Linked DNA regions of Homo sapiens: region 1 is linked to region 2. Evidence: chromatin loops called from intact Hi-C (ENCODE). Cell type or tissue: heart left ventricle. All regions are shown on one strand. Links, peaks and the distances in the headings refer to the core of each region. The heading gives the core; the rest is flanking DNA.

What was found. Hi-C counts contacts between places; a loop is a spot of excess contacts. Peaks named below come from ENCODE experiments on the same cell type or tissue, not always from the same donor. Only the 100,000 strongest peaks of a DNase experiment are listed, where the experiment ranks them.
Region 1: it touches region 2 in a loop (2.3-fold over the local background); 11 of 110 quality-filtered maps call a loop at or near these places.

Annotation. Positions count from the first base shown.
Region 1 is chr2:239,229,618-239,245,350 of GRCh38, reverse strand. It overlaps HDAC4 (histone deacetylase 4), which reads left to right. Exons shown (of 27, transcript NM_001378414.1): 3 at 8,687-8,758. Among named protein-coding and RNA genes, the nearest start is that of HDAC4-AS2, 44 kb to the right of the region's middle. RefSeq lists enhancers at 783-1,480, 13,053-13,592, 14,336-14,836. In heart left ventricle, for the core only: no CTCF peak of the experiment used is centred there; no DNase peak of the experiment used is centred there; H3K4me3 peaks cover 837 bases; H3K27ac peaks cover 2,643 bases.
Region 2 is chr2:239,322,179-239,337,911 of GRCh38, reverse strand. All of the region lies in intron 2 of HDAC4 (histone deacetylase 4), which reads left to right. Among named protein-coding and RNA genes, the nearest start is that of MIR2467, 22 kb to the left of the region's middle. In heart left ventricle, for the core only: a CTCF peak has its summit at 8,848; DNase peaks (open chromatin) are centred at 7,671, 8,101, 8,432, 9,091 and 1 weaker place; H3K4me3 peaks cover 615 bases; H3K27ac peaks cover 4,601 bases.

The DNA.
Region 1 (15,733 bases), core at 3,071-11,070, 91 kb after region 2:
CTCTCCGCCTCACTGAGTCCTTTGTCCTGGGATTTTCTGTTTCAGGGCTTGACTGATCATAGCCAATCCAGTGTCCTTTAGCAGGTTCTGCCAAACCCGTACTTCCTGTAAGCCGGCAGCTACAGCTAGTTTTGATTCTTAGTGGAGAGACAACAGGAATACTTCTTAGGTTATCCTTGACATTTTAAGACTGCCTGATTACCCTGAAGGAAAAATATTGCTTAGGGAAAGAATCTTTTTCCATTTTCATTTTCTCTAATAAATGCACATAAACTATGTTGGACATGCCTGAGGAATTCACAGCACTTACTCATTAAAGTTTAATTTCTATTAATGGGCAGATGCAAGCACTGTTATGGAACTTTGGTAATTTTCAGTAACCTGCGCAGTGGGGAAAAGCAGAATCTAGTGGCCTGGGATGCTCGAGGCTATAAGCAGAGCTCCCAGGGAGGGCCGGTTGGGTGGGCACAAGTTTATGGAGCATCAAGCCTATGCCTAGTATCTGCCAGGCCCAGGGGTAGTGCCAGGGTGTGGGCCGCACAGTGGAGGGAGGATGGGCTGCTGGGGTCACTCAGCAAAGCAGGAGGCTGAGCTGGGAGGAGGCCAGCGCAGGTGCAGGTCCTGCTTGAGGTGGCAGATGGAGACCCCTCTGGGGGTTCAGGTCAGGGGAAGGACCTAGGGGGAATTTGAGTATTTGGCTGACCTTGTAGATCATTTTGTTTCCAAGCCATGACATTTCAGCCCACTGAACTTCCTTTTATAATTTAATTGAACAAGGGCATCAGAGTGCCAGTAAAATTCTACTACCTCTGGTCACACAGGTTAGAGGCCTGAGGGGATGGCATGATGGCCCCAAACCCAAATAGATACCCACTTCATTCCACATTGACTCACACGCCGTGTGGAGGGAAGGTTTGCATGTGAGTGTGCACCGCACCACGCCCTCCAGGAGGTGCAGGTCTTGGTGGGCCACATGGGCCCTCGCGCAGCGCTTTCTCACAGACACCTGCCAGTTTGGTGCAGGCCAAGAGGCTGTTTTCCTCATGGCCAATCCTCCCAGCAGAAGGAGTTTTCCGTCCCTCCTTATTCAGGCAAAAGACAAGTCCTTTTGCCCCAGACACGAGAACCAAGTGGTTTCTTTTGTCTTTGCTTTAAGGCTAAGCTCTTTCTTTAAACCATGGGAACTCTGCCGTTGCCCATGAAGTTCGGTTTGAAGGTATCGGGGCTTCTCTGGTCTGACGTCAGCCCTTGCTTAGGTGTTCACGCAGCTCAGTCCCTGGAGTCCCAGTGAGGCCCTGGGACAAACCCCAGTTGAAGCACATTCTATAAAATACCCAAGCAGGATTGCTTAAAGCTGTCAAGGTGGTCAAAAACAAGGAAGGTCTGAGATACTGTTGCAGCCAAGAGAGGCAGGACCCTGGATGGGCGCTAGGACAGAAAATGGGCACCAGGGAAAAACGGAGGAAATCTGAATCAAGTCCGGGCTTTTTCTGTCATGACACCTAAGCACAGCATCCTGATGGAAGGTGTTAGTTGTAGGGCATGGAGGGTGCAGAGTACAGGAATGGAAGATGTTAGTTGTAGGGCATGGAGGGTGCAGAGTATAGGATAAGTCTCTACTAGCTTTAATTTTTCTATAAACTCACAGCTGTTCTAAAACAACACCTTTGTTTGAAAAATATGAAAGGATGGGGAGATTGGCTGCAATGAAGACTGTGTCGTTACTGTTTCCCAGTAGCCCTAAGCTTCCGTTCCCGTGTCTGAAAAGCAGCTCTGTTAGCACAGTGGGGTGTGCACAGTGAGGTGTGACCTATACTACTCTTGAGTCACAGCGGTTTCATTGTTTTTGTCTATGTCAGCAACCCCCCACCAAACACACTTTAGAATGTTAATTTATCCAGCCGGGAGCGGTGGCTCACGCCTGTAATCCCAGCACTTTGGGAGGCCGAGGCAGGCGGATCACAAGGTCAGGAGATCGAGACCATCCTGGCTAACATGGTGAAACCCCGTCTCTACTAAAAATACAAAATACTAGCTGGGCTTGGTGGCGGGTGCCTGTAGTCTCACCTATTCGGGAGGCTGAGGCAGGAGAATGGCGTGAACCTGGGAGGCGGAGCTTGCAGTGAGCTGAGATCCAGCCACTGCAGTCCAGCCTGGGCAACAGAGCGAGACAATGTCTCAAAAAAAAAAAAAAAGGAATGTTAATTTATCCAATTCTCATTTTATGCTCATAACGAAATATTGAAGTGAGGTGCTAAGGTGAAATGTGGGACTGAGGTCTCCAAGTCTTCAGAATCAAGCGTGGAAAAGAGTTTAGGTGTAGCTTGTGTGGAGCTCTTGCTGCCTTCCTGTTCCCAAAAACCCCCTGGGCCTGACCACGCTGGTTTGTCACAGGAATGCAAAGTTAGTTTGACATGAGAAAAAAAAGTTTACTACGTTATCAGATGGAAGGGGAAATTATTTAATAAGCTGAATTGATGCAGAAAAGTTTAATACAGTTAAGCAAACATGTGATTTAAAAATATGTCTTGGCAAACTAGGAGTAGATGGGAACTTCCTTAATCTGATAGTTACCTGTTGGACACCTGCAGCAAGCAATACACTTTCCAGTAAAACATTGAAATATCCTTCGTAAGATCAGAAACAAGACCAAAGTGTCTTTTATCACCATTTCTCTTTAGTTACTGTACTGTAGGACTGAGCCAGCAGAATAAAGAAGAAGAAAAGGTGTGAGGTCTGGAAGGTGGAAACAACTGTCATTATTTGTACGTGACCTGATTCTATATGTAGAAAATACACGATAACTACAGAAAAATGATTGAAATTAATATTCTACGATACAGAACCAATAAGTAAAAATTAATTGTGTTTCCATATGCAAGCAAACAGAAATTGATAATGGAAATCAAATATCAAATACCTAGTAATAAATCTAAAGATGTTCAAGACCGCAACACTGAAAATTCTGAAACATTTCTGAGAGAAATGAAAGGAGGTAATAGCCCATGTTCATGGATTGAAAGATGCAGTACTGTAAAGATTATCTTCTCTCAAAATGACAGATGCAGTGCAATCCCAGGCACTGTTCGTTTCCCTCCCTCCCTCCCTCCCTCCCTCCCTTCCCCTCCTTCCTCTCTCGTCCTCTCTCTTTCTCTCCCTCTTTCTCTCTCTCTCTTTCTTTCTCTTTTCTTTCTTTCTCTTTCTTTCTTTCTTTCTCTTTCTCCTTCTTTCTTTCTTTCTTTTTTTCTCCTTCCTTCCTTCCTTCCTTCCTTCTCTTTCTTTCTTTTTCTCTTTTCTTTTCTTTTGGTGGAACTTGTCAAGTTAATTTTAAAATTTATGTGGCGGAGTAAAAGGCCAATTTTGCCCAAGATGATCTGGAAGAAAAAAGTAGGGTTTTTTGCCTTGCCAATATTAAGAGTTATTGTACAGTTATGGTGGTTAAGACAGTGTGATTATTGGCAAAACCAAAAACAAGTTGGCCAACAGGATTGAGATTTGGCTTATAAGGGAACTAATGTTGCCCATCCATGGTGAAAGATAAGACCTCTTAATAACACTGAGGGGACATTTGGCTGTTATCATAGGAAAACATACCCCAAACCCCTGTCTCATAGCGTATACAAACATCAGTGCCAGTAGATGAGAGACTTACATATAAAAGGGAACACTGCAAAGTTTCAGGGTAAAAATATGTTAAAATATCTCTGCAGCCTCCAGGAAGAGAAGAGTTTCTTGAACCTGACATAAAAGCAGAAGCTTTGAAAGATTGAGAAATAGGACCTTTGAGAGGATATCTGCAGCATTTAATTGACAGAGGATTAATGTTCAGAATTTGTAAAGAATTCCTCTGAATCAATAAGAAAAAGACAACCCAACTGGGGGCAAAAAACAGGTCAAAAAGACATGAATCCAAAACAGCCAGTGAAAAAGCCAATAAACATGTAAGAAGATGGTCAGTGTCATTGGTCATCTGGGAAAGACAAATGAAACCTTCAAGAGACACCCTTTCACCCCAACCTGGGCAGGACTAGGTGTTCCCAGGCAGGTCCCAAGGGTGGAAACCACACTTTCTCCCCACTCCCTTCCCCTCCCAGTTCAGGAGCCTGTGCGTGGGGCTTTCATGTACTTTCTTTATTGGCTCAAGAAACCTCCTTTCTTGTGTGTCGGTATTGTGATGTGAAACCCTTGGTGGAGGGCACTGGTCTTGGTGGGTACCTGTTTGCTCAAGGTCCAGCTTCAGACAAGCCGCTGGTTTAATTGAGACAGAACTGGATTCCGGCTGGTGCTCACTCCGTGATCCTAGGAAACTGCACAGCCCTTGAGGCCATTTCCCCAAGTGTGAAGTGGGGGGCCTGGGCCCTCCGGGTGAAAGTGAGGTTCCTTTGGCTCCAGAAGGCCGGGTTTCTGGTTAGACATACCTACCCGTCTGATGCAAGGTGGATTCTGAAAAGCAAAAGCACTGTCTGTCTTAGTCCTGTTCCTCCCATGGGCGGACTCCGAGTCTCAAACAATGCTCAGTTCAGGCTGGGTCCTGTCGGCGCGAAAGGGACTCCTGGCAAGAGTGATGTGGTCACTGCAGTTGACTGTGGGTGCATTGAGCACACTGGGGCACATCATGTGCTGGTGAGGACACGAGGTACCCGTGCTCCTCGGCCTCCCTCTCAGTGTGCATCTGGTCTGCAGCCCCAGCGCTGATTAAATGCTGTTTGAGGACACTCAGTACGATCGTCCCTGTCCAGCAGGGTTTCCAAAAATAGATTCTCAAGCGGAGACAGATAAGGGGGAACCTGCTTGCAGCAGGCGTGTGATGAGGAAGTGGTACTTTGCTTCCCATCTTCATTATTTTCCTGCTTGTAAACGCTGGGTTCTTAGCACCGCTTTCTCCTCAGCCTGAGAAATTTCAGCCCAGAGGCAGATAAATATGGAAATTCCACCTCTCATCACTAATTTCATTTTAACTCACTCTGGAATATGATATCTGAAAAAACACAGCGTTAAGAATCTATTCTGTGCACATTCACGGATGCCGTCATGCGTTCCAGCTGGCTGTGTACCGCAGCTTGTCTATTTCACCCTGGTGACAGACGTTCTTTGCCCCACTGGCCACGCTTTGTTTAGGTCCGTTCCAAAGCTGTCTTTCCCAGGCCTGGTGGCCCCTGCGCCTGCAAAGTGCACTCACCGCCACTGCTTTACCCCCAGGATTGTGTTCCACCAGCCACCTCTGGCAAAACGCCTTTAGTGTTTGGCTTCTCGATCATGGCTGCTGCCCTGAGCCCCAGCCTTTCATAATGAGGGATGCGGCATCTGTCATGCTGTCCAGGTGGACGACCAAGGACGGCTCAGGCCGGGATCTTGTCTTAAAGAGACTGTGGCCGTGCTTCCAGCTGGCTGGGGCTCACGGGGCCTCCACATGTGGGGTTAGCGTCCGGCACTGAGACCCATGTCTGTGCCGCCGCCTCCAAGGCCGCCTGTGCTTGAGACACTCCTGCTGTTTTCTGATAGTTCCACATGGCTGCCCTGTTCCGCGAGAGGCAGGCACTTCCTATTAACCCAGTGCCGCCTCAGAACAGCTTTCCCTTCGAGCATTTCCATGTCATTCTACAAAGATGTGAACATGGCAGTGTTGGGGGTTTGAATGTACAGGTTGTTATGAGACTAGCCAGGCCCAGTGGCACACAACGAGAACAAGCAGCATCTCTGTGTGGTGGAAGAATAAGCCTTATCTGGTCTTTGTCCTCGTTCCTGGCAGGGAGCTCTTAGGATCCCAGGAGCTTCCTGAGTGTCCAGCGAGCCTTTCGTTATTCCTAAGGAGGAGCTTCTTATGTGCTTCTGAGTTTATGCTAATGAAGTGACTTAGGGCAGGACCCCTGGATAGCCTCGGGATGGGGCCAGTCACCAGGACGCAGAGACGAGAGGAGCAGCATGTTCAGCCGCACCTGCTGACCCCAGTGGTACTGACACAGAGGCTCCTGCACTCAGGACCCCTCCAGACCCTGCCTTCATGTTACTGTTTATTTGCATCTTTTACAATAAACCCATCAACATGGTAAAGTGTTTTTCTGAGTTTTGTGAGCCCTTCTAGCAAATTACAGAACCTGAGAGGGGCTTGTGGGAACTCCTGATTTATAGCCGATCTTTAGAAGTCCAGGAGGCCCAGGACTTGTGTCTGAAATGGGGGCAGCCTTGTGGACCTGAGCCCCTGTGGCGTGTGTGCTAGCTCTGGGCAGTTATTGTCAGAGTGGAACTGGATCATTGGACGCCCAGTTGGTGCCAGTTGGCTGGTGTCAGAAACCACCCCACCCGCCAGTATACAGGATTGGACATGTTAAGGTCAAGGTCTGGTTTACGCAGGGAATCCACATGCTGTTATCGAACGGCATTCTCCTTGGTGTGCCAGCTAGTGCAAGCATGCAATAAATGTCTTCTTGAAGGGTAGGTGGGACGCGGACCAGCCCAGTGCCCAGAAATGTAGGTGAGCCAAGACCCACTAAGCTGCACCTTGATCTGAAACACACGAGTGATGCTTGTGGATACAGGAACACCACGTATCGTGACTTACAAGTCAAATCGGTTGCACTGAGATCTGATGTGTCTTCCTGCTTCAGTGTAGTAAAAGTAACTTGTAATTAGGCCTCATGTATGAACTCGGTGCTGGAGGGATCCGCCTTTTGGGCTCAGGCATAAGCAGTTCACTTCCAAACTCAAGAAAGGGCTTCATGTGAGCTGGGACTCTGGCCCCACCGCTGCTGCTCACCACTGGGGGCTTCTTGGTTTCCAAACTTTCTGGTTCTAGGGCTTTTGCTGAGGTGGAAGCTAAGGTTGGGCGTTGAGCTGACTACAGGGGAGGCAGTTCTGGGGGACAGGCATTGGCTCGTAGGAACTGTTGCAGAACCCTGACCAGGGTGGTCCCCCCAAGCCCCCTCCTCTTGACCCCTTCCCATTGGAAAACTGCAGCTACATTGAGATCTTCAAAAGGGCCTTCTGCTGTTTCTGAAAGTATTTATAGTGGGATTTGGGTTAAATACACACACACATATAAACATACATACATACAGGCACCTTTTCGAATTTTTTATTTTTTGTCTACAATGAGCATTTATTTATTTTTATTTATTATAAAAATGAATACAAATATATTTATTTTTAGGGGAAAAAAAGGCTTGAAAAGTACTTTCCACCACTATCTGGGGTCTCTTTCTGAGTTGCAGTGAAGGTTCTCTTGAGACATGGCATCATGTTTACAATTCAGCATCCAGGCCATCTCCTAAGGTGGCCATGTTCTTTGAGAAAGCCCTGGAATGTGTGAAGACTTGGGGCGATTGCTCAGGTCTGGTGGTTGCTTCTAAGGTGTAACTATGACCTGCCGGTCTTTCTCCTGACCCAGGGAAGCAGAACTGTTTTGCCTCCGAATATGCCCAGTGTCTTACTGTCTTTACTTCTGTTTTCAAACCTTAAGAGTTGCCGAGACTTGGGAGGAGCTGCTGGTTGGTTGGAGAGGTCCCCGTGGTTTTTTGTTGTTGTCTTCATTTTGATTTTTATTTCTGGCACCCACGTTTGATCTCTGCATTGCCCAAGAGCAGCCTCACCTGCTGAGCTCCTGCAGGTCCATGTTGGCCTCACACTTTCCCAGTTCTAACTTCAAGAGCATGCCCTCCAATCTCCTGGGACCCTTGTTTCCGTTCTTGAATATTGAACATCTCCAAGGACATGCACGGGTTGGCAATGCTAGGAATTATCTATTTTGGATAAAAAAATGGGTTTTTTTTTTTTTGCAGTCATTTGACCTGATGTTAGTCGTTTTTGTCCTGTTTTAAAACTTGTATCTACAGAGTTCCATGGCTGCCCTGCGAAACTGGTGCTCTCCTTCGCTTAGTAAGGAAAATGACCTCCGCGTGCAAGTCTGTAATGATATGCATATTATTGCAGGGCATTTTACACCACTTGTCAGAAGCTAATTTTAAAAGAAAAGTGTGATTCCTGGAAATCTTGCCAGAGTTTTCTTTCCTTTCTGCTTGGGAGAATATAGAAAAATCCCAGGCGGTCTAAATCCAGCCTGTGCCAGGTTTAGGTGGTGGGTGGGTTCCAGTCTCATCTTTGCAGTGAGTCTGAATAGATGGAAACCGCTCCATAATACAGTCTAAAAATGGATTTAAAAGAAAGGACTCTATACCTTGAGAACACCTGGTGAAGCGTTCTCCTCCATGCCTATTTGCAGCTAGAGTGGCCTCAGCTTGCCTCCTTCCCTGTCTGCACACCTGGCGGGTTCCGAGGGCTCCCTGTGCTGTGTTTCTGTGAGCGTCCAGACCGTTTGTCACTATCTGAGAAGAGGAAGAGCTGCTCTTCTCTTTTTGTTATCTTAATGCTTGTGGTCTGCAGAAGAGCCGACTTCTGATCAGCACGAGTGGGTATAATGTGGTTGCTGAACAGAAGTAAACCCAAATTGCTAAGCCAGTGGCTCTTAGGCCAGAAACGGGCGTTTGCCATATCTCAGTAGGAGGCTATTTTGATTATTCTACATTGGCAAATACAAATAATCTATGATGAAGCTGAAAGTGTCCCCCTGTAAAAGTAGGAAGGACACATGCATTTCATTGTTTGGGGAGTTACTCCCTGCAGACTCCCAGCATAAAGTATGTTGGCTGAAATGCGCGCAGTTTCTGAAGCCAGTGCCTTCTCTGTTCTCCAGATGGACTTTCTGGCCGAGACCAGCCAGTGGAGCTGCTGAATCCTGCCCGCGTGAACCACATGCCCAGCACGGGTAAGTCCGCCCACCCCTGCCCTGTCCGGCCGGCCCTGCGCTGAGCCAAAGAGGTGTTCAGACGCTCTGCCTTATTGGAGGAGTGCAGAGAGGGCGAGGGGGGAGGTGTGGGGTATCAGGTTCACTGAATTTGGGTGCTCTTCCTGGTGGTAAAAGAGGCCATCCTTTTTGGAAATGAAATGGCTCCGTGCCATGTAAATGGTAGAGAAATGCTGATTTTTTGTTGTTTTTTTTCTCTCTGGTGCTAAAGGATGTGTTCTTCCCAAAGGCACCAACTGCCTGGCTTAGGTGTAACCCCTGGCCCTGATCCCCGTGAGGGCCTGTAGGAAAGACCTCTGAGCTTGCAGTGGGCGGGGCTGGGTCCCACTGGCCACGTGACCGTGGACAGACCGCGCCTTTTCCATTGCCACCAGCTTTTGTTGGTTAAATGAGTCAGTGGCATCATCTGTCTTCCAAGTACCTTTCAGCTCTTTAACAAAAAAAAGTATCGGTGGTGATCAGAAATATTTCATTCCATAGGTAATTTTTAGTTATTTATGCATTTGTCTATTTGGAGACGGAATCTCACTCTGTCGCCCAGGCTGGAGTGGAGTGGCGTAATCTTGGCTCACTGCAACCTCCACCTCCCGGGTTCAAGCGATTCTCCTGCCTCAGTCTCCCCAAGTAGCTGGGATTACAGGTGTGTGCCACCACACCTGGCTAATTTTGCATTTTTAGTAGAGACGGGGTTTTACCATGTTGGCCAGGCTGGTCTTGAACTCCTGAGCTCAAGTAATCTGCCTGCCTCGGCCTCCCAAAGTGCTGGAATTACAGGCGTGAGCCACCGCGCCCAGCCCCATAGGTAACATTTTAAGGTACTCCAAGTCTATAGGCCATGGAAACAGACTTTTTCCCCCTTTTCTTTGTCTGTAAAACCCGTTTCCACATAGAATCCTCCAGGGTTTAAACTCCTTGTGAGGGTACCATTCTTCCCAGCCATGCAGCCTCTCCGAGAATAAAACCTGAACCTCCTGATGGCGTGGGGCTGAGGGAACCAGTGTTCCGTTCCACATGCGTCCTGCAGGGCAGTGTGGCTGGGCCTTGCAGGGACTGCGTCCCGAGGCCTGGGTCTCTGGTTTTGGCTCTGCTGCACCTTCCTTGACAGTCAGCCTTTGCTGCCGCCTGTGCCCTCCGGTGCCCCAGTTAGACCCACTCATCACCCCGAAAGGAAGTTGAAGCCAGCTTGAAGCCAGGCTGAACGTTTCCAAGAAGAGATTTCCTTCTTTGCCTTGTGATTCTTCCAAGTCGGCCAGGTTTTCTGTCATTTTCCAAACCCGGAGTTCTGGAGGTGTCTTTGCCCTGCTCCGGGAAGGCTCTCTGTGTCTGTGGGGTACGGTCCCCTGGCCTCTTGGGGGGTGTTCGGGGGGCTCCTTTCTGTCTGTTTTTTACACCTTGATTTTACTCTGCATTATTACTGATCAAGCAGTTTATTTTTTACCCCAGCACACTGGAGCCTGGGGGAGCGGTGGGGAGCTTTAAGTACCAGATGAAGATGCACAATTTTAAAATTTTGGCTTATGTCGACAGTTTTGGTTTTCACTTTCTCTCAAGTTCACTTTGCCGGTGTTGTTTTCGTGTAAACACTGAATTCTGTGGCTGGGGCATTTTTGAGACAACTTGCTTGTGCTTAACCAGGCGTGGCACGAGGGTAAGAGGATTTTCTGATAGCTTGATGGGCTGGGAAAAGATGGTAAATATGCATAGTTTCCAAGTGAACCAAAAAAGGTGGGCTTCAAATTAATATTCTGGCTTGGGAAGCGCACCCTGCCTGTCGAGACCTGCCATGGGATCCCTGCCTGGTGTGAGGACAGGCCGGGGCTTCAGCCTCCCACAGAGGGCACCTGGGGCCCGCCTCTGCTGCCTGTTTGCGTGGGAGCTTAGGCGAGTTGCTGAATAGCTCAGTTTTGTTTTCTCATTTCTTAGCCGGGGATGATAATGCCTCTCTACAGAGTTCTCATAAAGATGAAAGATATGTGTCAGCTTTTTAGTAGTTCCTCAATAAATGTCATCTCAGTGTCCCGTTGACTAGTACTGAGGAATGTGTGTGATGTAGCCTTTATATCCCCGTTCAAGGCCTGGACCTCTCCTGCAGCCTGTCACCCTCATTCTCTTCCTTTGGGGTGAGCCGCCGGACTTGAGAAGTGGCATGTTGGGAAGGCTGCCCCATGACGCTGGCCATTTACCTCCCTTGTCATCAGGTTCCCATTGGTCTGAGTCAGAGAGAGTGCCGTGTCTCCTGGCATTTATTGCATATTCAGGCATGGGTTGGTGGGCGTGGTGGGAGTGTTTGCAGGGTAATTTTAAATAACGTAGCAGCGATGCCCAGGAACAGTGGGCAGAGAAAGCATGCATGCATGTGCAGCAGTCCTGTATGACATCCATCATTGAGCCTGCACAGTGGCCTGTGCCTTAGAAGCCTCTAATGTGAAGCGTGTTCTTTCAAACTGCATTTTGGTCATTTCAACCCACTGAAAAATACTGCAAAGAAATATTAATCTCAGGTTAGGTGATAACTGGAAAATTGATAGGAAAATGTCTTTAAAGCCACATTTTTATGGTATGGGAGTATAAACATTTTTAGGTATATGTTATGTCAGTCCTCAATTGCTGTTATACATTTCCTAATGATTGAATTTAATCTTAACTATTCTTTAGACATTTTGATGTTTGAAGGTGTGGAAACAGACTGATACACACACACACTCAATTGTCAGGAATGACTCCAGCAGTCACTGTGAGAGCTCGCTCCCTTTGAACAGATGAGTGTGTACTTGGAGCAGGAAGGGCGCCCGGGCAGCCCTCCCCACTGTTGATCTGTCCTGTTTCCTGACCATTCCCTCGTGTGAATGCCGTTATGTTCAACACAGGTCTTTTTCTGATTATGGTTCTTTTTCAATACACTTAGTCCTAATAAATTCCCACTTCCAACAGAAAAGCATTATTCATACCATGTATTCGTGTGCCATCTTGAGATTTTAGAAACGTCAGGTGAGCATATCATGTGCTTTGGGAAAGTCTATACAGGTTGAGTATCTCTTATCTGTAATGCTTGGAAGCAGAAGTGTTTTGGATTTTGGGTTTGTTTTTTTTTTTTTCGGATTTTGGAATATTTGCATTATTCTTACTGGTTGAGCATCCTAAGTGTAAAAATTCAAAATCAGAAATGCCCCAATGAGCATTGCCTTTGAGTGTCACCGTGAAAAAGTTTTGGATTTGGAGGCATTTTGGATTTTGGTTTTTGGGTTTGGGATATTGTCAGCTGTACTGGAGGAGGAAAAAGCCAAAATGCCATTTGTCTTAGATCAACTTTGATTTCTTCAACTTCCCTCATAACTTTTTATCTGTAGACTTTGTTCTCTTTCTTTTTTAAAATGTTTTAAAAATTTTAATTGTAAAGTAGCTCTATCATAAAAGAAAACACATAACCATTTGCCTACCACTAAGATATAACAGACATGTTGTTAGTATTATTCCATCTTTGCCTCCTATTTCTTTGCGTTTTGAATAAGTGGAATGTCACAGTTGTGGACGTGGCTTTGCTCTTCCCCCTTCCTGGGAGTTGTTGTCTGCTTGCTGAGGGGAAGGGCCACCCTTGGCTTGGTGAGGGAAGGGCCACCCTTGGCTTGCTGAGGGGAAGGGCCACCCTTGGCTTGGTGAGGGAAGGGCCACCCTTGGCTTGGTGAGGGGAAGGGCCACCCTTGGCTTGGTGAGGGAAGGGCCACCCTTGGCTTGGTGAGGGAAGGGCCACCCTTGGCTTGGTGAGGGGAAGGGCCGCCCTTGGCTTGGAGAGGGAAGGGCCACCTTGGCTTGGTGAGGGGAAGGGCCACCCTTGGCTTGGTGAGGGAAGGGCCACCCTTGGCTTGGTGAGGGGAAGGGCCACCCTTGGCTTGGTGAGGGGAAGGGCCACCCTTGGCTTGGTGAGGGGAAGGGCCACCCTTGGCTTGGTGAGGGGAAGGGCCACCCTTGGCTTGGTGAGGGAAGGGCCACCCTTGGCTTGGTGAGGGGAAGGGCCACCCTTGGAGGAGACTTGACACCGAGGCAGATCCCAGGCGGAGACATGGTGGCAGGGTGGGGTGGGGGCGGGAGCTCGTGACCCCCGGTTCTCTGCCAGAGCCTTGTGTTTTCCCATGGAGTGAGCAAACAGAGCCATTGACTGAGTTAGGCTGGGGAGATGTTGCAGTTTGAGGACAGAGGAGAAGGTATGGAATTAGTCAGCCAGGAGAGACCAGCAAAATGTCATACAGGATTATAAACCCAACTATGCCCAAGGGCTGAATTACGGGGAACTTAAAAACTATTACTACTCAGTCATTTGTTTCAGATTCATTGTAGCTAAAACTCCTCCCCTTCCTGATTATAAAAGCAATGTATGTTTATTGTAGAAAAAAATCACTAAAGTGGTGGGTGTTGGGTTCCAAGGCTGGAGGTCGAGCTGGCTTCCAGCCAGGCCTTGCAGGCGCTCAGCAGCCTCGATTGAGGAGAGGGGTGCTTCGGGGAGGACGCCTACCTCAGGCATCCGGGAGCAGGTGCTCAGCAGCCTCGATTGAGGACAGGGGCGCTTCGGGGAGGACGCCTACCTCAGGCATCCGGGAGCAGGTGCTCAGCAGCCTCGATTGAGGAGAGGGGCGCTTCGGGGAGGACACCTACCTCAGGCATCCGGGAGCAGGTGCTCAGCAACCTCGGTTGAGGACAGGGGCGCTTCGGGGAGGACGCCTACCTCAGGCATCCGGGAGCAGGTGCTCAGCAGCCTCGGTTGAGGACAGGGGCGCTTCGGGGAGGACACCTACCTCAGGCATCCGGGAGCAGGTGCTCAGCAACCTCGGTTGAGGACAGGGGCGCTTTGGGGAGGACGCCTACCTCAGGCATCCGGGAGCAGGTGCTCAGCAGCCTCGGTTGAGGAGAGGGGTGCTTCGGGGAGGACACCTACCTCAGGCATCCGGGAGCAAACCGGAGGCAAACAAAAAAAGTCAGTAGCAACAGGAAGTGTGGATGAAGGACTTACTGTTAAACAGACGGCATGCTGAGGGCTTACGGCCCTCATGGCGCTGCTCTCCACCGTGACCGAGTGCCCTGGCTCCTGTGCCCCCCACTGCTCCTACAGAAGGAAAGCCAGAGCCTCAGATCCCGTGGCCGCTGTCCCAGGGTCGCTCAGCATATACATTACAGGGCAGGACACATGACTGCCCTGAGGGCTGTGCTACTGGGGAGAAAGACATCCTCAGAAAATGCGATGCCCTTCCATCGGCCAAAAGGGGAAGTAGAGGCCGATGTTAAGACCGGGATGCTGGACTAAAGAGAAGCACGTTCCACGGTTTCCTGAGGCATAGGGGTGGCGGTTTCATCACCCTCTGTACCTGTGTCCTGGGAAACGTGTATCTGTCAGAGTTAGGGAGGCTCTTTTTAAGGTTATGTTTCAAAAGCACCATTTTTAAAAGAAAACTCTGGAACCTTAAAGGGGATTAACTAGAAACTGTAGAGAAACTCTCCAAAATAACGCAAAATTCACGTTTGGCTTCAGCGTTGGATTCCCACATCTAAGGGGTGTTTGACCAGCACACTGTCAAAGGAGCTGTATTTCCAGACACTGCTCTTACATTTTGGAACAGGAAGTATTTGAGGTTGGCTGGTGCCTGGAGCTCATGCTGCCTCCTAGATGTGTTTTGTGGCGGTTGTTGCATTGTTTCGTTTGGTGAGAAGAAAGTGGAATCTGGTACAAATCTGCAAGGACGTGTGACCTCAGGGGAAGCTTCGAAAGTCTCCCTTTATTGGCACCGGAAGCTGTTAATTACCTTCATACACAGAGCCCGTGGTAACAAAGTCCTTGGTTGTAATATTCCTGCGTGGTGCCCCTTTGTGAGTTTTCATCATAAAGCTGGCATTTCTGGGGTTTGGATAGGGTCCAGTGAAGGACCCACGGCCATCTCTGGTGGTTCCTCGAGTGGCCCCCACGGAAGGACTGGGCAGGAGTGGCAGGAAGAAGAGAGGCCGTGGCGGCCTCGTCCTGGCGGCGCCTGCCGTGACTGCTTGGGTTATTTTCCTCCGATCAGGGAAGTGTCTTTGAGGAATCAATGCCCTCCGGCCCACGGACTCGGCAGCTTGCCAGCCACGGGCAAGGATTGGCCAGGACGGTCATGTCCGCCACGGAACATGTCACCTGCTTTGCTTTTTTTTTTTTTTTTTTTTTTGCTTGCTTGCTTTGTTTTAATTTTTAGAGGTAAAATGAAGTGTAGAATGTAAAGACATCAAAGTAAAACTGTTTGTGTAAACCAAAAATAAAATTCTAAGTCCCCCAACCCAATGAATGGACCCCCTTCTTGACCAAGGGGTCCCAAAGAAACTTGAAAAATGAGTTCAGGCCCTGATGGGAATGGGGGGTTGGACAGGCCTCCTTAGACGCCCCCTCCTTTTGGCGTTCAGGCCCAGCTGACCAGCGTTAACATCAAAACAGCGATCTCACGACTGATAAAACAGACACAGCAGTAAGATTCCCGGTTCCACCCTGACTCTGGGATAGCAGCAGGCGACAGAGAGCAGGCCCTGCAGGAAATAAAAGTATTTTACCCCAGAATATATTCCTTCCACCTATTTTGAGTGGCTATAGAAAACTGCCTCTTGGGGGGGAAATTTGCATTCTGGAGAGAATCCCATGCCCTTTCCAGGTCTCTTTTTCCTGATCCAGGAGAGATTTAACTACAAGTCACCTTTTAAAGTCCCATAGGAGACATTTACCATCTATTCTCTCTGAAGCCTGCTTCCTGGAGGCCTCATCCACATAACGAGAATCTCCGCTTATCTTAACTCAAACATTTTTTTATGCTGACATCAACTCTTCAGTCAGAAAACCTTTCAGTCTGCCTAGGATCTGTGAGGTCCTCACCCTACTTCTTCAAGATGTTCTGGGCCAAACCAATATATACCTTACATGTGTTGCCTGTA
Region 2 (15,733 bases), core at 4,887-12,886:
ACAAAAACAAGCCAGCATTTCTTGTTCTCTTGCTATTTGTAATTGTCCCGAGCCTGGACTGGGTCCAGTCCGCTCATTTATTCTGCCAGGGCCCAGTCTGCAGATCTCAGCCGAAGCCGGTTGTCCTGCCTGGCTCGCTCTGTTCCTGGAAAGCTTTGTCACGCACAGCCAGGGGCCACTTTGGGTGCATCCTGTCTCCCCCGTCGCCGTATGTTTGGGAGCAGAAGTTGGCTCTGGTCAGATATGTGGATGTTAATTTATCCTCATTCTTGGAAGCAAGTTGGGAGCTCAGAGGAAAGGAAGAGCCACAAAATGTCAAACCCAGCAGCGGCCATCTGACTCGGTTGCTCATCGCTATAATATGTGATTAAGATGGAAGTGTTTGATTTCCTCGCTTGCCGGATTTAGGCCTCATTTTGCTTACTCCCGTGAGTCCTGATTTCTTCCTGTTAGAGAGAGGAAGTTTGCAGCGATAACCGACTTGCAGTGGGGTTTTCTGTGAATGGAGCTTGTATTGGTGCGATGTGTGGCGTGGGAGTCCCCACCGGTTAGTGGCTTATGCAGGGTGTGAGTTTCTCTCAAAGTGGACGTTTTCTGCCTTCCCGGAGCCAAAACGTTTATTTCGCCGGTGAGTACAGCTGAGTCTCACGTGCATCTGACAGCAGTGTCTCCGAGCCTTGCCATTTCCTCCACTCCCTCCCTTGGAGCCGTTTGTGTGACAACCTGCTGTTCAGTAAAACCAGTTTAGTGGAGTGGGTGTGTGTTAATTCTAGTCCATGTGTTTAAAAATCAATTCATATGATGAGAATGGCACTTTCCCCCGTGGTCTTCCTCTCAGTAACCCATAGCCCCAGTCCAACCATGGGAAAAACATCAGACAAATTCCAGTAGACACCCTTCCTACAGTCTACTCTTGCCAGGCCCACTCGATATGCCAAGGTCATCAGAAACAAGCATCCTTTGAGAAACTGTCACCACCAGGAGGGATCTCAGGACATGCGACACCTAAGTGTGATGTGGAATTCCTGGATGGGATCCTGGATGGATCTTGGAATACAGTAAAAGACATTAGTGGGAAACTTCAGGAAATCCTAAACTCTAGAATTTTAGTTAATGACAGTAATGTCAGTATTGGTTCCCAATTGTGACTAACATACCGTAGTAAGGTAGGATGCTAATAATCGCGGGGAATGTGCAGGTGGTATTGGTAGGGTATATGGCAGCTCTCTCTACTGTCTACTCAAGTTTTAATAAAATATGTCAAGAATTTTGAGTTCACAAAATGAAGTACATTTATAGATACTCTCTTTTGCTTAATGTTTGTTCATGAATGGCTGTATACTGTAGTTACTTTAGCACCTAGCTTTTACAGTTTTTCCTTTGGGGACTCTTTTTTTTATGGTTGTGCATGGATGTGGTAGAGTAACTTAACAAGTCATTGTTGGTGGACAGGGAGTTTGTTTTCAGCCTTTCCATTGTTGTTATTATAAACATGTAGCCTTGAAGACCGCCAATGTCTAAGTGAACTTTTTAACTGAAGTATCACAGGCATCCAGGAAAGTGCAAGAATCATGACTGCTTAGCTTGATGAACTCTCCCAAAAGGAAGATGCCTGTAACTGCTACCCAGATTGTGAAATGGGACATCCCAACACCCAGAAGCCCCGTATATGTCCTCTCTCAGTTACTGTACCCTCACTCTCACACCCTCTAGATACCACTTCTCTAGCTTCTAACATGAGTTTCTCCTGGTTTTGAACGTCATATAAATCACGTAATACTTATTCTTATTGTCTGGATTATTTCACTTGACAATATGTTAGATTTATTGATATTGTGGCTTATAGTAGTAGTTTCTTCATTTAATGGGTATATAATATTTCATTGTATGAACATATCACAAATTATTTATTGGTTCAATTGCTGATGACATTTTGGTGGTTTCCAGTTTGGAATTATGTATAATGCTACTGTAACATTCTTGTATATTTCAATTGGTTCATATAAGTATGCAATTCTTTTGATAAGGTGTATGTGTGCCAAACAGTTCTTCAAATTGATTGTACCAATTTACACTCTGACCTATAGAATGTTGCTCTGTCCTTGCCAATACATGGTACTGTAATTCTTTTTCATTTTAACTATTGTAGTTTCATTTGTATTTCCCAGATTACTAAAAATGTTGAATACCTTTTCATACGTTTATTGACCAACTAGATGTCATCTTTGGTGGAGAAGTTTCTATTCATTTAAGAAATTGGTTTGTCTTTATTTTTCTTACTGAGTTGTAGGAGCTATTTCTGTACACTGGCTATGAATGAGCTTTTTGTTGTTTGTTGCTATTTTCTATGTGTGTGCTGCGTTTTCCCTTTCTTAATGGTGTTTTTTTTTTTTTTTTTTTTTTGCTGAACAGATGCTCTTAATTTTAATAGTCCAATTTAATAGTTTTATCTATGCCTATTTGAAGATATTCTATATTATTTTTGATAAACTTCATTGTTCTATCACTCATTTAGATCTGTGATCCACTGGGAATTTTTTTTTTTTTATGTGTGAGGTAGGGATTGAGAGTTACTTTTCCGTTTGGAAATTCAGTTGGCCTAACAGTATTTATTTAAAAGAGTCATCCTTTCTTCTCTGCTATCCAATGCAACTTTGTCATAAGTGAAATAAATTATATAAATGGATCTGTTTTTGCACTTTATTCTAGTTCATTGGTCTGTTTGCATATCTGTGTACCAGTGCAACACTGTCTTAACTAATAGATTTGCAGTTAACCATAGTATCTAATAATGTAGGTCTTCCAACTTTTTAAAACTTTTCAAAGCTTGTTTTGGTTCTTTTTAGCCCTTTGCATTTCCATATGGATTTTTTTTTTTTTTTTTTTTGAGATGGAGTCTTGCTCTGTCTTCCAGGCTGGAGTGCAGTGGCACGATCTTGGCTCACTGCAAGCTCCGCCTCCCAGGTTCACGCCATTCTCCTGCCTTAGCCTCCCCAGCAGCTGGGACTACAGGTGCACGCCACCATGCCCAGCTAATTTTTTTGTATTTTTTAGTAGAGGGGGGTGTTTCACCGTGTTAGCCAGGATGGTCTTGATCTCCTGACCTTGTGATCCACCTGCCTCGGCCTCCCAAAGTGCTGGGATTACAGGCATGAGCCACCACGCCCGGCCTCCATATGAATTTTAAAATCAGCTTTTCAATTTCAACAGAATACCTGCTGTGGTCTCAATTGGGATCCACTGATTTGCATATGAAATCAGTTTATTAGGAGTCTTCTAATCTACGAATATGCTACGTCTCTCTATTTTTTTCGAGCATCTGTAATTTCTTTCGATCATATTTTGTAATTTTCAGTATAGAGGTCTTAGTTTTTTTTTATTTGTTTGTTTTGAGATGGAGTCTTGCTCTGCTGCCCAGGCTGGAGCGCAGTGGCACAATCTCAACTCACTGCAACCTCCGCCTCCCAGGCTCAAGCAGTTCTCGTGCCTTAGCCTCCTGAGTACCTGGGATTACAGGCACATGCCACCATGCCTGGCTAATTTTTTCTATTTTTTGTAGAGACGGGGCGTCACCATGTTGATCAGGCTGGTCTCGAACTCCTGACCTCAAGCAATCCGTCCTCCTCGGCCTCCCAAAGTGCTGGGATTACAAGCATGAGCCACCGTGCCTGGCCTAGAGGTCTTTTATTTCTTTTGTTAGATTTACTTCTAGGTTATGCTGTTTTGTTGGGGGAATTTTATTTTTGTAATGTTTAGAAGCACAATTCATTTTTGTATATTTGTCGTGTCTCCAGATACCTCGCACAGTGTTTATTATTATACTCATTATCTATATATTCTTTTGGGTTTTTAATGCATATTGTCTATGGACGGTGAATGTTTCATTTCTTCTTTGCTAATTTTTAAAACTTTTATGTCTTTCTTGCTTTGCTGCACTGCCTAGGACCTTCAGTCAAATGGTAATAGTAGGCATCTATATCAGTCATTGGTAGTAGTAGGCATCTATGTCTTATTCTAATATCAAGAGAAAAATTTTTAGTATTTCATCATTATAGATAAAATTTGCTATAAGTTCTGTGTAGTCCATGAGATGAATGCAGTTTACTTTTGTTCTTAGTTTGCTGAGTTTTTCTGATAAGCAGCTGTTAAAATATTAGATGGAGTCATGTGAAATTGCAGATATTTGATCTTTTTCCATCTACAAAAAATGGTATTTTCATTTGGTTCAACTTAATGTATTAGACTTTTTCTGCATCTGTTAATAGTCTTATGCTTTTTTTCTTTATTTTATTGTGTTGAATTTTCTGATTGACTTGAATGTTAAGTCAACCTTACACTTCTGTAATAATTATTATAATGTGTTATTCTTTTTATATACTGTTGAATTTACATTGCTTATAGTCAGTTTAATTTTTATCATCTAAAGATATGAGATTGACGTGTTATTTTTTCTTGAAATGCTTTGTCACATTTTAATATTAAAGTTATACTAATCTCTTAAAATATGAAGTTGCTTTCTTCTTCTATTCCTAGGATTGCCAAAATTTTTCTGTAGAGAGTCAGTAAAGACTTCATGCTTTGTGGACCACATATGGTCTCTATTGCACGTTTTTTTCCCTTTTTTCTTTTCTTTCTTCTTTTTTTTACCAACCACTTAATGTAAAATCCCATCTTATTTTTCAGGTTATATAAAATCAAGCCACAGATTGTACTTGGCCCATGGGCCATAGTTTGCTGACACCTGTTTGATTTTCTTGAAGAGTTTATGTAGGAAAGATGCTATTTCTTTCTTAAGTTGGGATGGATTTGCTTATGAACTTATCTTGGAGTTTTCTTTGTGGGAAGATTTGTAAATTACACCCTCAACTGATATAGGACTGTTTAGATTTTTAAGATTTTCTTGTGTCAGTTTTTGTGTGTTTAGTTTTTCTTGGAATTTTTTACATTCCATCTGCATCTTCAAATGTATTGAAATAAAGTTGTTTAAATACCTTCTCATTATCTTTGTAATGACTGTAGGATTTGTAGTGTCATCCCCTTTTAAATTCCTGATATTGTTTGTTCTCTCATTTTTCCTTCATTGGACTTTGCTAGGAGCTTATTTATTATATTAATATTTTTTAAGAACTGTGTTTGGTTTTCTTGATTTTTTAAAATTGAATTTAAAAAAATAAATTTCTGTTCTTATTGCTATTATTTTTGTTTTTGGGATTTAATTTGCTGGGGTTGTTGTTTTTACTGATTAAGGTAAATATTTAGATCACTGATTTTTTTTTTTCAGACTTTCTTCTGTAATCCACGTGCTTAAAACTATAAATTTCCACCTATGTATGGCTTTCGCTAGATTATGTGAGCTTTTTAATGTCATTTTAATTATAATTTGGTTTAGAATATTATCTAGTTTCTTTTTTTGACTTGTGTTAATTAGAAATATATTTCTAAATTTCAGTGCTTTATGAATTTGCTAGTATTTTGCTTTCATTTTGTTATTGATTTCTAGTTTAATTTCACTGTGGTCACTCATTTTATGTAATTTCAGTTTTTAGAAATTCTTTGAATTTTGCTTTATTGATTATATGGTCAGTTTTGTCAACATTTTATGTATACTTGAAGAGAAGAAGTCAGCCGTGGAGATTTGCCAGTTCTACATGTCCATTTAATCAAATTAATCATTGTGCTCAGATCTCCTGTTATCTTTACTATTTTATTGTCTGCTTTTCTGTCAGATAGTGGGAATGGAATATTAAAATCCCCCTGATGTAACTGTGGATTGGCATTGTTTCTCTTTTTAGCTCTGTCAGGTTTAGCCTTTGTTTATTTTGAAGCTATTTTAAGCCTAGGCAGATTTAGAATTTTATGCATAAAATTATTCCATAAAATTGGAATAACTGCCTTTTTGTTACTGTGAAATGTCCACCTTTCCCTCTTGTATCCCTTCTTACGCTCAAGCTGCGGATTCTGTGAGGACTGGTCAGGTCCGTGTTGCCCTCACTCCTGGCACGGGGCTCTCCTCACCCCCACGCTCAGTCTGGCGTTCGTTTCCCAGGGTCCGAGCCGTCCGGTGCTGCTCCGCTCCTCAGCCTCTGGAGGACACGCGGGCCGAGTGTGCCCTCTTTCCACCTCCCTTCTCTCCCAGGCCTGGGCTCCTCGTGCATCGCCGTGTTTTAGATTGCATCCTGTCCTCTGTGTTCCTGGCTGGAGGGTTAGTATGGCCCGCTGTAGCCCAGAGTGGAAGCTGAGGTTTACCTGGCAGTCCCCGCACGGTGGGTCCAGTGCAGCCCTGGCGACGTGTCATTGCAGTTCGCTCACCTGGCCCGTGTGTGCTTCCTGAAGGCTTCCCCCGTAGAACTCACTATCTGGGCGGCTTAGTTCACGAGTCCCAGCTTGCTTTCCAGGCTTGCATTCATCTTTATGTTGCAGTAAAATAACTGTTGGGCATATTTTAAAGTGGACTGAAATATATCTGCAGCCTTGAGCAGCTCTTATAGCACTTTTATTCAGATATTTTATGAGGTGATTTATGTCGCACCTTATAAATGCTCTAAAATCTCCCTGACCAGAAATGCAGTGGGCAGGGCCACCCCACCCCTTCCTGCTTGTCTTCCCTCCCCCATCCTGCCTCCTTCTCGTGGCTTTTACCGTTTTCCCCTCGAATATGAAGGAAGAATTCATTCCAGATTTAGCTTTAGGAATCATGTGCAGGACGTTGAGTTTCGTGCCATCAATGTCACGACAGTGCTGGCCGCGCTTTGCTCCGATGGCCCATCAGCCCCGCTTCCTCCTGGGCAGGCTGAGAGCTTCACTTGGCCGCTCTCTCAGTATGTCCTCTGGGCTGTATTCAGGCATATCTGCCTTCCTCCCCACTCCGAATTTCGGGCAGCCAAGGTCAGGCAGGTTGGGAATGCGCACGCACAGGGCAGCAGGTCTGTGTCAGCAGCGTGGCATGTGGGGCTGGGGTGGCAGCACAGCCTGTCCTCTTCAGTGGCCTTTTTGGGATGGAGAAGGCTGAGGGTGAGATCTCTTTTGCCACATTAAACCAAAGTGGTTGGGTTACAAATACCACGTTTAGTATACTACGTTTAAAAGTATATTTTATTCAGTATAATTGCTCACTTAAAACATTTAAAGATAAATATACTTGTATTGACACATTGAATTACAGATAGTCTAGTAAGGAAGCCAGCGATTTTTCTCCCTGTAGAAGGCCAGGCCTCATGACCAGGGGATGTTAGCATTATGGGGAAGCAGCCATTTTGTTTGTCAGAATCAGCATCCTCCTCTGAGATAAGAAAACAGAGTGTGAAGGTTGGCTGACCTGTGCCACTTCTGCCACGTGGCTGCCTTCAACCACTGTGCGCGGTCACTGGCAGCCTGTTCAGTGTTGGTGGAGAAGAGCTTCTTGGAGCGGAAGTCCAGGCCAGTGTTCGGTGGGGCCAGAGTTCAGGTGTCCTTGGTGAGCCACACTCCTTCCTGTCGCCCTCTTGCAGTCCTGATTGCCAGGTTGCTGGCTGCAGGCCCCAGTGGCCCTTGCTCAGGCCTTTGGAACCAGGCAGGGTTAGCAGCTGCCACTCCCTCGCGGGGTCTCCTGTGAGGCATCTCTTCCTTTGGCACAGGGTCCCCCTGGGGCCTGGTTGGACCTCCCCTTCCCGATGCTCCTATGGAAAGCTGGCAGTTGGGCCACTTGGCACCACTCCCAGTGTCCCTCTGGCTCTCCTGTGGCTCTCCCATGGCTCTCCAGGCAGCTGTACCTGGCCTGCATACGGCCTCCGGCCATCGGCTCTGTGGCCGCTGATCCAGGCCCCTACAAGTTTGATTCTGCCCCGTCATCTCAGTGAGACAGGCACAGCCTCTGCAGCAGCAGCTTGGGCTTGGAGGGCAGGGGCCACGTCGGGCCAGCAGCTCCTCTCCAGCTTTCTGCACACCCCTCCTCCCACCAGGACACCCCTCCTCCTTGCTCCCCCATTCCTGCTCCGGCTGGGGGAGGGAAGCTGGCATCACACAGACACCCGTGGCCGCCTCCCACTAGGCTTCTGCTCCCTTCTCTGAGACATGGGGCTCCTAAGAGACTTCACCTTATAGGGTTGTCGTGAAGATCCAGTGAGGCAGGCACGGAGCCCAGCGCCTGTTCCTGCCCAGGGATGTCAGCTGCTGTCCTCCTGTTGGGATCCAGAACCCTTTGTAGCCCAGCCCAGGCCCTGAGTGTCTGGCAAGGTTTAGTTTAGTCAGCCTTGTCAGACTCATGCCCTTTTTGATAAATATAAATAACCTGTGTCCTTCAGTGTTTGAAATTTCAGAATAACTTGGACATCAGATCACAAAACAAATGGAGCACGGGTGTCTGTGTGATGCCAGCTTCCCTCCCCCAGCCGGAGCAGGAATGGGGGAGCAAGGAGGAGGGGTGTCCCGGTGGGAGGAGGGGTGTGCAGAAAGCTGGAGAGGAGCTGCTGGCCCGACGTGGCCCCTGCCCTCCCAGCCCAAGCTGCTGCTGCAGAGGCTGTGCCTGTCTCACTGAGATGACGGGGCAGAATCAAACTTGTATGTTTTACCTTTTTTTCTCTTTTGGTGATGAGTGATGGTAAACCATAAAACTCAACTCCTGAGAAAGGAATTTTACTAGCAGATAATGGAGGGTTCCTGTCATTCCAATAGGAGGACCCGCCTTTGGGGTCTGCACAGCTGGTGGGGTCCCCGTGGACCCCTTCTGAGTCCTTCTGGGAGTGGGCTAGCCCAGGATCGGCTGGTGGGGAGGTAGCTGCACTGGGGGGGATGTGGGGGGTTGGCATTGCAGGACCTTCCATGCCGCCTGCCTCCATCTGGGGCCAGGAGTTGGCCCTGGGCTCTGCCTGTGGGTCCTGGGTGTGCTGCTGCTGCCTGGTGGCCTGGGCCTGGAGGAAGGAGCTCAGCTTACACTCCCAGCCTTTCAGGCAGGTTCGCAGCAGCCAAGTGGTTTCTTAAAAAGAATTCCTCCTCCCTTGATTAATTTCTGGCATGCTGCTTCGGGGAGCTCTTGCGTCAGTAAATCGTCATAAACCCCCAGTTGTCTGGATCAGACATAAACACCAAGCCCAGCTCCACCGCTCCTGACTCTTGGCCAGGGCTGGCCTGCCCTCTGAGCTCCGGGCTGGGCTGCTGGAGATAAAGAGGGCCAGCGGGCGCCCGAGAGGTCAGGCGTATGGCTGCACCCGACAAAGTCCTTTTCTCAGAGGTGCCGAGCCTGGCAGTTCGGATGTGTGCTGTGCTCGCTGGGGGAGGATGCCGGGCACAGATGTGATTTATTTCCTGAAATGTTTGGTGTTTCTTTTTCCTCCCCCACCAGCTCCCCACTCTCATGGATAGGATGTTTTCCTCGTTGGGAGTATTTGCCTCCTTCCAGTGGGCATTCTGTAGGGGTTAAGAAAGATCCCTGTGTGTGAGGCTTGCACAGTGTTACATTCAGGTCTGGGAAACTCAGGGGCTGGACAGCAAGTACCTCACTGTCCAGATCTCAAGGACAGAATGCCTTACAGAATGCTTCCTGTTGCTCACAGCAAACCTCATCTTAAGGCCTTTTCAGCAGCGTTTGAGATCGTCAGGAGGTCCCGGACTACATTCATCCTGCCCTTGTTTTTGTAGAACATTTTTCATCTGGGGTACCCGTGAAGAGGCCAGAAGCCTGGGAGCTGGGTTCCCCACAGTCCTGGGTTACCGGGGAGCACACTTGGGCCAGCGCCAGGGCTCCTCCAGGGTGGCTAGAAGAAAGAACTTGGGCCTCCAGTCATTTCAGGGCTGATTCAGGCATTTGGCAAGTATTGATTGAGCCCCTGCTATAGGTGGATGGTGGGAATGTGTGGCTTTCAGCGTGTCATCCAGCTTACATTGCTCAGGGCGGGGACCAGTCACTGGCAGATGTGGAGGGATGTGCAGTGAGGGGCCTTGTGGACAGGGCCAGGCATGGGCCTGTACAGACATTCAGAAGAAATGGCAGCCACCCCAGGCCCCTGGATGGTGTGTATGCGGGGAGAGCATGGGAAGGAAGACTGTCCAGAGACTGTCCAGGGGCCTCTGCTGGATGTTAGCTTGCAGGGAGCAGTGTGGGCCAGGAACCAGGCAGGGCTTGGCCATGCCCATGAATTTGGCCAGGGTGTCTCTAGGCTTGCTCTGGGTTTCCGAGGGCCTGCAGGGCACAGGCACGCTTTGGGGAGGCTGTCAGGCCCTGGTTCTGAGTCCCATCCTGTGAGCCAGGCAGTCTCTCTGGGAAAGCCCTGTAGGCAGAAGGGCAGTCCCGGGCCAAGTCTGGGCTGGCTGGCTGGGGGCTAGCGTCTGATTTCAAGATTGCAGTTTCGACTTGTTTTCTGCCTATGCACATAAACTGTGGTATGAACCAAATTTAAGGGAGTTTCATGAATGAAAAAAAGTCCAGGCTGTCTACGATAATTAACTTTGTGTGTAAAATTGAGAAAAGACTTCCGTATTGTAGCTGAGGGGCAGAACAGCTGAGTTTCACTCGCTGGACACCTGGGCTCTGCAGAGCAGGTTCTGAGGGCAGGGGACCTGGGCCCCAGTTTCTGAGCTGCATGGGGGTGCCTCCCAACCCCTGGGGAAGGGGAGGAACGTTCATCGGGCCCCGGCTTGCCTTATTCATGCCATTGGCTCAGCCGAGCCCTGGGCCACCCCGTGGGAAAGGCACACCCTCCCTCCCAGGTGGGTACGGCTAGGCTCCCAGGGCAAAGCCAGGTGCCCCAGGAAACCCAGCTGCCAGCAGAGCCAGGCGAGGCTGCCGCCTTCTGACCCCAGGCTCTTGTGGCTTCCTTGGGGCTCTGCTTCTCAGATTCTGAAACATTTGTTCAGCGAAGGCAGTTGGTGAATCATCCTAGTCAGGGTTTTTTTCCAGAAACAGGTGCACCGCCAGTGAGTGATGTGGTCTCGTTCAGACTGTGCCTCTCATGCCTGCACTCATGGCCTGGGAAGGTCGTACCCCTGGGCCTGTTGTGCACTTCTCTTTAGCAGTATGACAGGGGTGACCTCTGTGTGCTTGGGGGTGGCATGTGAACTGCCCCACAGGCTCCCATCAGCATTCAGAGAGGCCTCAGGTGCGGTGGATGTGGGGGTCTCGGACCAGAGAAGCAGCCAGCTGCTGGCTCGCTGGGATGCCCATGGCCCCAGAAGTATCTAGCAAATCATAGAGAGTTTAAAACATACTGCCATCTGTTGTTTTCTTCCAACTCCTTGCTTTGCCATTTATTCTGTCTTGAAGATTATTTCATATCAGTTAATAAAGCAATCCCTGATTCTTTTAATAAATAACATATTTCTTTTTAATTCTTGAAATAACACTTGGGTGTTGTTTCTGTCTACCAACATGTATATTAATTTCTTTGTTCATCATGCTTTTTTATTGTGGTAAAATATACATAACATAAATTTATAATTCTAAGCATTTTGAAGCGCACAGTTCAGTGGCAGTAAATATTTTCCCATTGTTGGGCAACCATCACCACCATCCATTCCCAGAACGTTTTCATCTTCCCGAACAGAAACTCCATACCTAGTAAACAATCCTGTTTCCCTCCCTCTGGCTGCGGCACCCACCATTCACCATTCTGCTTTCTCAGCGAATCTGACTCCTCTAGGGCCCTTCTGTGAATGGACTTGTATTTGTCCTTTTGTGCGTGGCTTCTTTCACTTGGCATAATGTGTCAGGGTTCACTCGTATTGTGGCATGGTCAGAATTTGGTTCCTAAAACTTTTAAGGATGAGCAGTCCATTGTGTGCATACATCACATCTTATTTATTCCATCTCTTGGTGGACCTTTGGGCCGTCTTAACTTTTTGGCCATTGTGACTAATGCTGCTGTGAACATATGTGTACACACGTCTCTGAGTCCCTGCTTTCACATCTTTTGGGTATATACCTTGGAGCAGAATTGTTGAATCCTATGATAATTTTGTGCTTAATTTATTATTATTTTTTTTTCATCCCACTCTGTTGCCCAGCCTGGAGTACAGTGGTACAATCTCGGCTTCCTGCAGCCTCTGTCCCCCGGGGTTCAAGTGACTCTCGTGCTTCAGCCTCCCGAGTAGCTGGGACTACAGACACCCGCCACCACGCCCGGTTAATTTTTGTATTTTTAGTAGAGATGGGGTTTTGCCATGTTGACCAGGCTGGTCTCGAACTCCTGACCACAGGTGATCCACCCGTCTCGGCCTCCCAAAGTGCTGGGATTACAGGCGTGAGCCACCACGCCCAGCCCTGTGTTTAAGTTTTTAGAAACCACCAAAGTGTTTTCCACAACACTGCACCATTTTATGTTCCTGCCCACCACGTATGAGGGTTCCAATTTCTTCACATCCGCACCAATATTTTTTATTTTCCAATTTTGAAATAATAGTCATCCTAGTGAGTGTGAATGGTATCTTATTGTGGTTGTGATTTGTATTTGCCTAATAATTAGTGATGTTGAACATCTTTTCATGTACCTATTGGCCGTTGGCATATTTTCTTTGGATAAATGTCTCTTCACGTCTTTTGCCCATATTTGAATTGGGTTGTTTGTTTTTTTGTTGTTGTGTTGTAGGGGTACTTCATATGTTATAGATATATAATCTGCAAATATCTCCTTCTATTCTGTAGGTTGTCATTTCACTCTCTGGATGGTGTCCTGTGGTGCACAGAAGTTTTTCATTTTGATGAAGTGCAGTTAATCTGTTTTTTGTTGCTTGGCCTTTGATGTCATATCTAAGAAGCCACTGCCAAATCCAAGGTCATGAAGACTAACCCCCTGTGTTTTCTTCTATGAGTTTTATGGTTTTAGTTCTTATATTTAGATCATTGGTGTATTCTGCCTTAAGTTTTGCATATGGTATGAGGTAGGGGTTCAACTTCATTCCTTTGCCTGTGGCAATTTGATGGTCCAGCACCATTTGTTGAAGAGGATGTTGCTTGCCTTTAGCTGCTGTAAGAGAGCATGTGTCTTAGAGGAAAGATCTTGCTCATTTCTGAAGTTGTGCTTTGGAAGTGTCTGAGCTGCAGTTGTTCTTCCTTCCCAGGTCGGTGTAGACTCTGCTCTTCCTAAGCCAGGGCGCTGCAGCCATATTCAGTCTCTTGTTCTTTGGCTCCCGTCCCTGTCGCTGCGTCCCTACAGCAGCACCTCGCCCACGCCCCCTTCTGTTATGGCCTCTCCAAGGGATGGCGAGTTTAACAACAACTGACCAGGGTTTCCACAGGAGACAGAGAACAGGCTTTCTGCAGCGTGGGTTCCCAGTTGTGCTGTGAGCTGTGGTGCCTCGTGAGTGGGGCTCTTCCGACCATCCTGTCACCACTTGCGTCAGAGTCCTGCGTGCTATCTGCCTGGGGGTCCTGAGTGTGCTGGCTGCTGCACTGAAGCGGGTGGGCTGCTGAGCAGGAAGCCACAGCATGCCACGCAGGCACTTTGGCTTTGCTTGGCCCCTGGAGAGCAAACACATAATGGCAATAGGCTTTACAGGGAGTAGGATTTATTTACTTTATCTGAAGGAGTTTAAAAATTGCTATTGTTCTCTTGGCTTTTAATTTTCACTCTCACCAGCCTTTCTGTTCAGGATACTGTGCGGTGAGGACCTCTTTCTCCATGTTAAGTTCGCACTGGTGAGTTGTGGCAGGATTGGTTTTCTTGTAGGATGGCTCAGGGCTGTGTTTCTTTCAGCTAATTGTGGCTACATTTTTGCCTTTGCGTGTCCAATTTGGGTTTCAAATTCAGGATTGTCCAAGTACTCTATGTTTGAAAATATTTTCCAGAGACCCCAGATTTCTTATTTATGTGCGTTAGTTACTTTTTAATTTTTTCAGCTGCCTTCTAGTTTCACACCTTCAATTGTGCTAATCCTTCGCATTTTAAAAGTTACACCAGCCTTTGTCAGTGTTTCATCAGTGCATACCGTAGCGCATGTGGTCCCGTTCAGATGCACTTTCTGTGGCCTGGATTCTAGGGGAAGCAATAGAGGATATATTTCATTCTGAAATTTGCACTGTTTCTTTTTTAAGTTAAATATTTCAACAGCAATGGATGTTCTTGTCTTTTTTTAGAAAAAATAAAAATGAATGTTTTTGTGGCGCTTCTGCCTGCTTGAGTGGCAGCGTTTTTTCCCTGTGCAGGCCCCCAGGTGTGTGTGATTGGCTGCCCCGGGGCCCCGTGACAGGGGATGCTTTTTGAGCTCTCACCGGCATCTTCCTCCTTAAATCCAGATTGGGCGGAGACATGAATTCAGCATTACCTCTCCCATGTCCACACGTGAAGAAGCACTTTCCAGGCGCACACACCTAAGTCGTTGGCCGCGGGTTCTTGGAGGGCGTGGCCTGAGCTCCCAGACGCCTCCTCTCTCACCTAGCACTGCACAGTGCCTTCCACACACAGGCTCTCCGAGGATCTGCCCCATTTATTGCTTTGATTTTGTTGGATGAAAGCAGTTTATTAAATAAATGGGAAAATACTCCCCTTCCCCAGTTTCAAAAGTTAAGATGTAGTCTTTTCTTTACTTAACATCCAACAATGCTGAAAGATGAAAGAAAGGAAAATGCTCTCTTTACCCTGCCAGACCACATTTAGCTGGGAGGCACACAGTTCAGAGAAAGTCACAGGTGACATTTTGTAGATTCTCAAGCAGGAGCTCTCTCTCTTTTTCTCTCTTTCCCTCTTTGTCTCCCCATGTCCATACCTGTACCTATTACATACACGATAGAACAGCAATGGGATTTTTTTGTAGCTCCGTAATATTTCAGTATTTAAAAATCCTCTGTTAATGGGACTTAAATTTTTTGTATAGTAAATAACACCTCAGCGAGCATTGTTGCACATGTGTCTTTATGTTTGGGGCTGGTTGTTCTTATCATGATTGTTTTGTTAGGATAAAGTCCAAGAAACAGAACTGTGGGGACAAGGGGATGCGTGAGTCACCCTCATCATCAAGAGTGAGCCGTTTGTGGCACGTGCACCCCACCCACTATGGCAAGATGCCTCCACACACCCCGCAGCAGCGCTGGGTTTGTCTCAGTCACTGCAGTTCTTTCTGGGCTTCCCGAGAAGGAAGGGCCACAAGAGTCTGTCCAGGTGCTGGGGCAGACATTGGTGACGTCGCTTATCGAAGCCAGGAGTGGGGCCCCGGGTGTGGGGCCGAGTGACAGACCCAGGCTACCCACACCCGGGCAGGATGAAGAGTCTCAAGAGTGCTTTCCTTAGGCTGGTTCCCGTCCACACACCAGCACTCAGCCAGTCAAGACACCTCTTGTGAGCATCTGCTACATGCCAGGCTGCTGTAAGCACTGGGGTCTACTGGTGAACCACACAGGAAAAGCCCCCACCCATTGCCACACCCAGTGCCAGTGGGAAAGTCAAACAGTAGATGGGTAAATAAACAACTACATAATGGTAAATATGGCTGGCAGTGATGGAGTCTGCCCTGCACAGGCACTTTGCTAAGTGTTTTCTACATATTTACAGCTGTGATCCCCACAACAGCCTACGGATGGGTCCTACTAACCTTACATCATCTGTATTTTACAGATGAGAAAACAGAGGCATTGAGAAAGGAAGTCACTGGCCCAAGGGGCTGTGCCAAGCAACTGACTCTTAACCAGTGAGCTTGCGCTCTGAAGTGTAAGGCTTTACTCCCCTAAACTTGTCATTGCAAGGCAGTAGAATAGGATCTGGAGACAGGGGGCCTTCACTTCAGCATCCGATTGGTTGCAGGCTGAGCTTTCACTTCAGCCCCTGATTGGTTG